2 separate regions of the Homo sapiens genome follow, and region 1 is linked to region 2. Evidence: read pairs that join two places in POLR2A ChIA-PET (ENCODE). Cell type or tissue: B cell. All regions are shown on one strand. Links, peaks and the distances in the headings refer to the core of each region. The heading gives the core; the rest is flanking DNA.

The links. Peaks named below come from ENCODE experiments on the same cell type or tissue, not always from the same donor. Only the 100,000 strongest peaks of a DNase experiment are listed, where the experiment ranks them.
Region 1: POLR2A ChIA-PET joins it to region 2 with 10 read pairs; 1 of 35 experiments calls an interaction of 5 or more read pairs at or near these places.

Annotation. Positions count from the first base shown.
Region 1 is chr16:1,377,156-1,382,520 of GRCh38, forward strand. All of the region lies in intron 10 of UNKL (unk like zinc finger), which reads right to left. Among named protein-coding and RNA genes, the nearest start is that of GNPTG, 28 kb to the left of the region's middle. RefSeq lists silencers at 2,138-2,207, 2,278-2,327, 2,368-2,447, 2,478-2,617. In B cell, for the core only: no CTCF peak of the experiment used is centred there; DNase peaks (open chromatin) are centred at 2,056 and 2,266; H3K4me3 peaks cover 1,074 bases; H3K27ac peaks cover 359 bases.
Region 2 is chr16:2,865,815-2,871,179 of GRCh38, forward strand. LOC101929566 (a long non-coding RNA gene) reads right to left here and starts at 2,390. Exons shown (of 3, transcript NR_188573.1): 1 at 2,278-2,390; 2 at 1,647-1,715; 3 at 534-1,042. RefSeq lists enhancers at 2,194-2,313, 2,414-2,593, 2,604-2,673. In B cell, for the core only: CTCF peaks have their summits at 2,739 (motif pointing left) and 2,948; a DNase peak (open chromatin) is centred at 2,737; H3K4me3 peaks cover 1,355 bases; H3K27ac peaks cover 859 bases.

The sequences.
Region 1 (5,365 bases), core at 54-5,053, 1.5 Mb before region 2:
GGGACTACAGGTGCCCTCCACCACCCCCAGCTAATTTTGCATTTTTAGTAGAGACAGGTTTTCTCTATGTTGGTCAGGCTGGTCATGAACTCCCCACCTCAGGTGATCTGCTTGCCTCATCTCCCAAAGTGCTGGGATTACAGGTGCAAGCCACCATGCCCAGCCTCAAATGCAACTTTCAGGGGACACAATTCAACCCAGGACATGGGGGCCCACCTGCAGATGCCCCTGTTGGTCCTGCCCGTCCTCCCCAGGCCCCTCAGGACTCTGTATCAACAGATCTGGCCCCTGCTGTGCACAGCCCTCCCTCCCTGAGTCCTCCCTCAGAAAGGAGACCCCCCCTCTGCCTCCACTCCCCCTGCAGCTGTTTTCTGGGGCCTCCTCACCACTCACTCTGCCCACCGCTGCCCCGGGCCCTTCCCTCCAGCCCTGCGCCTGTGCCCTGAACTGCCTCTTGTCATAGGCACCAGCTTCCCTCCCAGGCCCACCCTCCTCCCTGAGGGCTGGCAGCCTCTCCTGTGGCCTGGACCCGCCCAACACAGTGGCTCTGCAGCCCCGAGCCCAGATGTCCAGCAGGGGCCAAAGCCCTTCCTCCTCCCTGGCAAAGGATCCCTTGCTTGTTCCCATGGCCCCACTGCAGGCCCTTCCCAGACACCACGTGTGCAGGGGCTGCTGGAAGCTGGCACTGCAGGATCCCTTCCTCATGGGCTGCTCGCTCAACCCACACCCCCTGAGGCCCATGCCCAGCCTGCCTTCATGCATTGCAATAGTAACCTTCCTACCAAGAAAAGCCTCATTGCATCCTGAATCCTGACCTGCAAGAAAGGAGGAAGCTTGTGCCCTTGCGCGTGCCGGTCACCGCTTCCCAATGGGTCCTTTGCCGGGCTCCTAACCTGCTGTGCCACTGCAGGCTCAGCCTGGCTGTGCCTTCCATTCAGTAAGATCAGCCACACCAGTCCCCAGAAAGCTGCTCGGCCTCCAAGCCCTGCATGGAATGCCCCCCACTACATCCTTGCAGGTGTCAGCCTGAACCATGTCAGGGCCCTGGACAGACTCACTGAGGACAGGCACCGACCCCCCAACCCGCAGGCCTGCCCACAGCCCCCTCATGCTCCCATACGGGGGCTTGATGACGGGCAGGGCCAAGCGGTTTGCCCATAGTCAGGTCAGCCAGGCTCGGGAACCTGGACCTGCCCTCTGCACCCAAGTCCCAGGATCAGGATATGGCAGCCCCTTCAGAGCTCACCGCCCCTCACACCTGGCAGAGATCCAGAAACTCCTCATGAAAATCAAAGACGCAAAGAAGTTGGGGGACAGGAACGGAGGCGCCTTTTCTCCCCTTGGAGTGGGGTGATCCCACCAGGCTCCGTGCTAAGTCGGCAGAAGCTTCACCCACCAGCTGCAGAGTGCGCAGCATGTGGAGGGGCTAAGCTGCCTTCAATGCTCACCCGACAAACTACGGCTCGCACTCAACTCAGAGGGCGTCAGCCACCACCTACCTCAGCCAAGTCACCTGTGCTGAAGCCCGGGAAGCTGCCTGGAGAGGGGACGTTCAGGGAGCGTGTGGGTGCCCCCGAGAGACTCCGGCCCCGCTTCAAAGCCAAGTGCCCCTCATCCAAAGAGAGCACCGGAGAGGGTCCTGGAGGCTCCACCACCCCTAGGGTGCTATCTAGGGCTCACTCCCAGAAATCAAGGGGGGAGACGGCTGCTGCACCGTCCTGGCCCACTTTCTCACCCGCAGCTTCTCCCCCACCTCACCTCACTGTTTCAAGGTTAGACCCAGATCTTCTGAAACATTCTCAAAGAAAGAGCTGACCCTTGTGCAGAGGCAAAATCTAGGTGAGGCTGGTCACCTAAGCGAGTACAGCTGGGTCAGGCCAGGCTGCCTCAGCCCCGGGCGTTAGGAAACCACCGGCCCCGCTGAGTCACCGCGACACAGCCCGGCTCTGCCGTGACACAGCACATTCAAGGCGCCGCGGTCCCCCGGGGTCAGGGACACGCGAGGACAAGCTACAGACTGCTCGGAACTCAGGACAGGGCGGGGGAGCCGCCGACGCCAGGGAAATTCCCGTACCACGCGGGCTGAGTGCAGGCGGGCCAGGCCAGGACGCAGGGGTCGGCCCTCCCCCGCCCCGTTCCCCTGCCCTCTCCTGCCCCGCTCCGCTCCGCTCTCCTGCCCCGCTCCCCTGCCCTCCCTCGGGGCACCGACCCCGCCTAGCTAGGGGACGCAGGCGGCCCGAGCCCGCGCTGGGAAGCGGCGAGCGCCCGGCAGAGGCAGGTTCCGAGAAGGCGACGCCTTCGCCTCGCTCCGGGCCTCTGAGAAGCCCGGGCCCACCCCGCGGCTGTCACACCCGGCTCCGTGACGCGGGGGACGCACCTGGCGGGGGGCGCACCTAAGGGAGGGCCCGCTCCTGACCGCCGAGTAACGAGACCCGCACCTTGGCGGCGCACGGCTGCCACGCGCTGGGGCCGCCGCCAATGCTGACTCACGGTCCGCGGCCGCCCCGCGCCGCCGCCGGGGATTCAAACCCGGCCCGCGCCCCGCCCCCTCCGCGCTGGCCCCGCCCCGCAACGTGACTCGGCCCCGCCCCCGTCGCACTGGCCACGCCCCCCGCGCTGCCCTCCCCCAACCTTCCCCCCGACTCGGGCGCACCCGGTCCCCGCGGCTCCTGGCTACGAGCTGGGCGGGCAAGTGGGCGCGGGCAGCGGGGGCCAGAGGTCTTCAGGCAGAAAGCCCCAGAGCTGCCCCGCTGCCCGGCTCCTCCTGCCCTGCCCACCTGCACCTGCAGCTGCTCCGGGCGGACTCAGGTGAAACACGGTCGACCCAACAGGGGCGCTCGCGGGGCGGGGCGGCGTGAGCTGGGGCCGCTGCCTGCCCTGCAGGACCCTCCTCCCTCCCAAGTCCGCGTGCCTGCCCAGCCCCATCTAAACGCGGGGTACGGAGCTCGCAGGTCTCTCTTAATCTGAAACCTGTTCCTATGAAGTGTAAGATGAAGGAAAATGGAACCTATCAGATGGGTCTGAAATGATCCCACTAAAAATCCCTTAAATACAGAATCCGCTCATTTCTTCTATTCCGTGCTCCAGTCACAGTACACCTACAACCTGAAGGAAACTGTACTATTAACACAAGGAAAAAACGACCCAGTCTACACACCAGCTTTGTCCAAAACCCTCTACAACAGCTAATAAAATACACACGCAGCCAGGCGGGCCTACACCTGGGGCCAGACAGTCCCGGGAGCCATGGGCAGGGAGTCCCTGAGCCTGGGGCGCAGGAGTGCCCTGGGGTCAGCGGGCAGGACACTGCCTCCAGTGCCTGTGGCTAGTGCAGGGATGTAACTTTACAGCGATGTCTCAGACATGGACAGAGGAAAAAAGTGAGGCTGGCACTGGGTGGCAAAGCTCACAATTTCAGCCGCAGCAGCAGCAACAATACATTGCCTCTAACTAAGGCAGTGTCGATCCTGAAAAAAAAAAAAAATCCATCTCTTCACCTCTGAGTAGCTGGTTCAGGATTTTTTTTTTTTTTTTTTTGAGAACAAGTCTCGCTCTGTCACCCAGGCTGGAGTGCAGTGGCACGATCTCAGCTCACTACAACCTCCGCCTTTGCGGTCCAAGCAATTCTCGTGCCTCAACCACCTGAGTAGCTGGGATTACAGGAGCAAGCCACCACACCCAGCTAATTTTTGTATTTTTGGTAGAGATGGGGTTTCACCATGTTGGTCAGGCTAGTCTTGAACTCCTGACCTCAGGTGATCCACCCGCCCTGGCCTCCCAAAGTGCTGGGATTACAGGCGTGAGCCACTGCTCACGGCTCAGGAAATATTTAAGTAAATGAAAGAGTGTGCTTCAAGATCGCGAGTGACATACTAAAACAGGTCAAAAACGTACCTCAGATACGAAAGAATGGTTGGAAAAATGACTACAAATGTGCTAACTCCAGTCCATCTGAAGGTCAGCTACGCGGATGCAGCCACGCCTCTGTCAAGCACACAGGCACCTGGGTCGACTTTCCACCCGAGTGAGCACAGTCCAAGATGGTCTCTCTTGTTTGGGATTTAATTTTCCTAAATATTTTTCTGCTATGCTCAAATTCTAGCATTACTACTTTTAGGTTGGGGAAGAGAAACTTTATTTAAAAAGAATGTGTGCTTATTTGTTTAAAAGAAAAAAATAAGTGACCGGGTGTGGTGGCTCACGCCTGTAATCCCAGCATCTTGGGAGGCTGAGGTGGGCGGATCACCTGAGGTCAGGAGTTTGAGACCAGCCTGGCCAACATGGCAAAACCCCGTCTCTATTAAAAATACAAAAATTAGCCGGGCATGATGGCACACACCTGTAATCCCAGCTACTCCGGAGGCTGAGGAGGGAGAATCGCTTGAACCCGGAAGGCAGAGGTGGCAGTGAGGCAAGATTGTGCCATTGCACTCCAGCCTGCACAACAGAGCAAGAAAAAAAAAGAACCTGCTCAGAGGCCAGACCCTCATGGAGCTTTAGCCACTGTGTAGACTTCATCCCTGACCTCTGAGTTTCTGAAGGGGATGTGTGAATTTGAGGGTGTGATTTAGTAAGATCCAGGGCCCTGGATTATGCAACCCATGTATGATAGTGATCTCAAATTAAAACTAGCATGTTCTCACCGGGCCCGGTGGTGCCTGCCTGTGGTCTCAGCTCTACTTGAGAGGCTGATGCAGAAGCATCTCTGGAGCACAGGAGTTGGAGGCTGCAGCGAGCTGACTGTACCACTGCACTCCTGCCTGGGTGACAGGGCAAGACCCTGTCTTAAAAAATAAAACCCCAAAATGAACAAAAACAAACTCAGGGAAGGCCGTCACCTGTGGTGATCTCCAAGTGCTCTGTCCCTGGGCTGGGATGGAATGGGATGGGGGTGGGCACCCCAGCATATTCAACTCATGAGACCTCTCTGTTCAAGAGGAACAACATGTACGCCCTAGTTTCAAACTGAAAACACATGTGGGCTTGTTTCTGCCTGAGAGAAAGCTTAACACAGCACACAGCACTCCCACCCATGGAGTATTCACAGTTTTAAAAACCTACCCTTTACGGTGAAGCCCTAACAGGAGACATCCCACACCACATGCTTCCTCCTCCATAGAGGCTCCGAGAGAAGATGACTTCCAAAACAGGCCGGAGGGCGGAAGTTTGAGTCCTGTCCTGAAACCAGGTGAGCCCTCCATGGCAAGGCAGAAATGAGGAGCCCTTCCCTGGGCAGGGCAGCCCCATACTCCCAGCCAGTGAGGACGAAACAAACGCAAACACTGCTTGCGCCTGTGCCCCTGCCCCCGCCCCGACCAAGCCCCACCACTGGGCGCTGGGTCCATCCAGGATTCCCACTCTCCCC
Region 2 (5,365 bases), core at 52-5,051:
GGAGGAGTTGATCCCAATTCACATGGCTAGGAAGTAGAAAGGCCAGGACTCAAGCAGAAAGGAAGTAGAAAGGCCAGTCACAGGGCCATTTTAAGACCTTGATAAGCCTGGAGCATTCTCAGCTTTGAAGCCCCCATCACATGGCTTCGAACACATGAGCATGCACCTCCCTCTGCAGAATAAATGCAATGGACCCACAACCGTGTGCTCTGAGTTGCACTGGACCAGTGGACATAATTATGTCTAGGAGACATTTAACAAACAACTATGTAATTCAACTTGGCAACTCCATTTCCTATTTCAGAGTAAGGATAATTTTCCAGGACTCAGACATTTTTGTAAGCCCTACATTGCTGTAATACCAAAAGCCTACAATACGTTGAAACTTTGGTCTTCTCAAAGCATGCCCAGCTCCTCCCCTTCTCTCTGCAGTATAATCCCCATTTTACACACAAGGAAACCATAACAGGGTGCCTCTGGATACAAATAGCAGAGTACTCCGACTCACAATTGCTGAAGCAAAATAACATGACTCTATTATTGTGACTTTATTATTCCAGGAAATGCTTGCCCAGAAACACAAAAGTTGCAAATAACCTTACTCCTTGAGTTCAGGAAAATCCATTAATAAAACCACACAGCTCTTCAACAGGGAGCATCAAAGAAAGCTCCAAGAGTCTTTGAAGCCCTCACTTCACTGTGACCACCAATACAAAACTGTGACCAACAATCCTAAACTATTATAACATGATCCTTACCCAGCCCTGATTAAGTCCGACATCAAAGGACCTGCCTTAAACCAAACCCCAAAACCTCAGTATCTCAACTTTGCCCTCCCGACCTCCACTCTACAATGACTCTTTCAAGGTGGTGCTTCCCCTTAGCATAAGCAACAACCCAGTTTTGTCTTATCAGCTGCTTGCTTTGATGCTATTTCCAGGAGCCAGCATTTGAAGAGGGAACCAGGACCAACACGGTCGGCTGTGTCCAATGAGGTAGGATGAAGCACTGGAGTAAATTTCCCTGGAGAGGTGCGCACTGCCTGCCAACAAGAAAGGGGAAAGCAGTGAGCTGAGATCGCCCCACTGCACTCCAGCCTGGGCGTCAGAGTGAGACTCTCAAAAAATAATAATAATAAAACATTAAAAAGGCGGGGGAGGGGGGGCGGGGGGGGTACCGGAGAAGCAGGCGTCAGTGTTCTACTACAGTCCCACAGTAGTAGAACGTAGTCATGGTGTCTTTGCTATTCGTGCTGAATAGCTGGTGTTTTCCAAAGTAAGTATAGAATTAACTATACTTATTATTATTATTATTATTTTTCTGAGACAGTGTCTCGCTCTGTCGCCCAGGTTGGAGTGCAGTGGCGCGATCTCCGCTCACTGCAGGCTCCGCCTCCCAGGTTCACGCCATTCTCCTGCCTCAGCCTCCTGAGTAGCTGGGACTACAGCGCCCGCCACCACGCCCGGCTAATTTTTTGTATTTTTAGTAAAGACGGGGTTTCACTGTGTTAGCCAGGATGGTCTCGATCTCCTGACCTCATGATCCACCCACCTTGGCCTCCCAAAGTGCTGGGATTACAGGCGTGAGCCACCGCGCCCGGCCAACTAACTTATTTTCAAAATAAGTATAGAATTAACCAACCATACCTCCTTAATTGATGGTTCTCTTAATCTTGATTCCAAGGGTCTTAACTATCTGGATGTACTCATTGTATGCTAAACAGACACCAAAAGGATTGACTAATCTCATTTTTATGTACAGAGAATCAATTCCCGAAAAATGCTGCAGGTTTTGCATTTGTTTTAAAATTTTAAAGGTCATAATATTTATTAATACATATTTATACCCTTAGAATTCCCAATCTGGCAGCAAATAGAGTCCCATTCTATTATGCCATTGAAAGTAATGATAAAAACCGCAGTTACTTTTGCACCAACCTAATAAAACCATGATTAAAAAAATAATAAACATTTAAAAAGCGGTGGGGGGAGTGGGGCGCGGGGGCGAGCCGGAGAAGCAGGCGTCAGTGTTTGCTAAAGAAACCAAGGCCCAGAAGAGAGTTAAATGTTTTGCCCAAGGTCAGGCAAAGAGTTGGCAGGAGGTCTAGAGGAGAATTCAGGCTTCCTCATCTAAACTCCAAGCTTTTCCGCCCAAGCAGGGCATGCCCTGGGGCCAACCCCTCCAGGAAGCCTGGGTAGTGTCCTTCCCTGCATTTCCCCAGTGGCTGCTGCCTCAAGGTGACTCAGAAGGAAGCTGTTGTCTCTAGTTCCTCCTCACCAATCCAGCTGGTCTTAGGATCGGGAAAAAGATAAGCTAATTGTCTGGTGGTTAATTAACTCCAGCCAACTAATGATCTGAACTTGCCGCGGATACCCAGCCAGCGGAAGTGCGGTTAACTGCCCGAGGGATGCCCCGAACACCGGCCGAGCCAACTTCCGGCCGCAGAGGCTGCCGGGCAGGGGTTATGGCGGCCGCCAGAGTGAGCCAGCTTGGTGTCCGGGGACACTTGGGGCACTGCGGATGGACAGCGCTGGTTTTCAATACCAGGGACCTAAGTCCGGGTGGGGAGCGGCCCCTCAGCGCCCCAGACCCCTGCCACGGTGCCGGTGACGGGCCACGCCCAAAATATCAGGAAAAGCGTCTCAGTCCTCCTTGTGGGCGGAGAAGAGACCCAGCGGCCGAGCCCGGGGGCCTCAGATCCCCAGCTGCTCATTGGCCTGTGTCTGTCGCCCCCCGGTGGCCGCGTGAGGGACTGGAGCCCGGCTTTGCTCCTCCCGTTGGCCTCGTTTCTCTTCCTGGCTTTGCGTGTCCCGACCACTAAAAGCCCCAAACATGACGAAGTAAAATGGGCACCGTCAAAAACCGCATTTGAAGACAGTGCGCATGAGCGCATGGTTAAGTTTTCAGACGTTTTGCAAGCTGGATGTTAAATACATTTTTTGACGTCATTGTTAAAAAATAAATTTTATGAGCCTACAATTAAATACATTATATTAAAAACAAAGGTAGACGCCTGCGCGGTGGCTCACGCCTGCAATCCCAGCACTTTGGGAGGCCGAGGCGGGTGGATCACCTGAGGTCAGGAGTTCAAGACCAACCTGGGCAACATGGTGAAACCCCATCTCCACTAAAAGTACAAAAATTAGCTGGGCGTGGTGGCGCGCACCTGTAATCCCAGCTACTTGGGAGGCTGAGGCAGGAGAATCGCTTGAACCTGGAGGTGGAGGTTGCAGTGATCTGAGATCATGCCACTGCACTCCAGCCTGGGAGACAGAACGACTTACTGTCCAAAAAATAATAAATAAACAAATGAAGAAAGAAAACACTCAAAATGTATCACTGGTTAATTGTTTTGCTGTTTTACTACTATCTGTGTTCTTGGAGTGATTTACATCCATCTTATCTGTATGGTGGGAATACTATATAATAGTGTGCTATTGCACGTTTCTTTCCAACTCTATGTTCAATGACATCATATTGGAGACTTGAAATCGGCTATGGTGGGAATATTTACACCATAGAAATTGGTAAACTGTAGAAATCAGGGCTTTTTTTTTTTCTTCCCAGAAAGTCAGTTGTTAAACATTCAGCAGCATACCACTGGAGTCAGACAATAGCCAACGTGGAGAGACAGAACAAGGTCCGTGTCTTTTTGGGGTCAGCATAGGAACATAATCATTTTCTGCTTTATTAAGATTCAGCGCAGAAACTGACACATGGTGCTCCATGAGTGTTTGAGGAAGAGCAGGAGAGAGGAAATTATGTGCTTCGCTGGGCTCTCAATTTACTTATCAGTTTGCCTAACCTTGACCCTCACCGGGACTCTTACCTCAACCTTTTCTCTCCAATTATCCTAACAGCCCTTGGTGCACCACGTGCAAGGCCTGAATGCTAACAATTGAAAGCGTTTCAAAAGCGAAAGTCAGCCAGGGAAGGATTTTGAGTTGGGGGTGATAAAATCAACTTTGCTTTAGGATGAGAATCAGCCATCTGTTTGTGGAACAGGTTGAGGAGAGGAACAACCAGCAGCAGGGAGACCAAGACTTTGTTCCACACTGACCGTGTGTTAGGCCTGTGTAGAGAGAGATGGGGCTGCAGGGGTGAGCTTAAGCCGCGATCCTTGGCTCCAGGAGCTCAGTCTTCTGAGGCAGGAGATAGTAAACAGACAATCACTGTGACTGTGATGTACACACTGGGGGAGAAGGCAGGTTGAAGTCCTGGAGAGCAACTCACTCTGCCTGAAGGAGGCAAGGAAGCAGTGAGCCAACCCAGAACTCGTAGGGCTTACAGTCAGAGGGACGCTGTCAAAAAAGGGAAGACAGGAGATGACAGCATGTGAAAACTGCCTAGGCAAAGCCTGGAAAGGAAAAACCGCAGGAGACTGATGGGAGATGAAGCTGGAGAGGGTTAGAGTTTCTCACTGCAGACTGAGCATTTTTGAGACGGGGTCTCGCTCTGTCACCCAGGCTGGAGTGCAGTGGTGCGATCTCAGCCTCCTGGGTTCAAGCACTTCTCTTACCTCAGCCTCCTGAGTAGTTGGGACTACAGGCACATGCTACCACGCCCAGCTAATTTTTTGTATTTTTAGTAGAGACAGGGTTTCACTGTGTTAGCCAGGATGGTCTCGATCTCCTGACCTCGTGATCCGCCCTCCTCGGCCTCCCAAAGTGCTGGGATTACAGGTGTCAGCCACTGCGCCTGGCAGGGGAGGTTCTTTACTGTTCTCCAGGCTTGAGCTCTCTTGTCTCCAGCGAACCAGCTCTTCAGCTGTGTCTCCTGCCCTGTCTCTGCAATCTAGCCAAGAATGAATCCTGATTCCGCAGCGTGGCCGAAGGTTGGTGGCTGTATATCTGGCCCACAATGTCCTTTATCCCCAAAGCTCCATTCAAGCATGTCTGTCTGTCTATCCTTTTATCTCTTTTCTCTCTCAGCATTTTGTAAAATTTGCTCAACTTTAGCATATAGCTGGATGCCTTGACTCACAGTGAATCCCTCAGGTTTTTTTTGAGGCAGGGTATCATTATATTATCCATGCTGAAGTGCAGTGGTTATTCACAGACGTGACCATAGTGCACCACACCCTTGAACTCCAGGGATCAAGCCATCCTCTTGCCTCAGCCTCCCGAGTAGCTGGGAACACAGGCTCATACCACTGAGTCTGGCTACCAATAATTTTTATTTTAACAATCTGTAGGTCAAACCTGAAAAACCGCCTCTAAATAACTTATAATTTTGATATATTTACGTTTCGATCCTTATGATGTTTGCATTTTGTTTCTGTATTCCAGGGTTGCAAGCATATTCTACTTTTCCCAATATGTTTATAGTTTGAGGTTTTAAAAACATTTTTATGAACAATATAAAG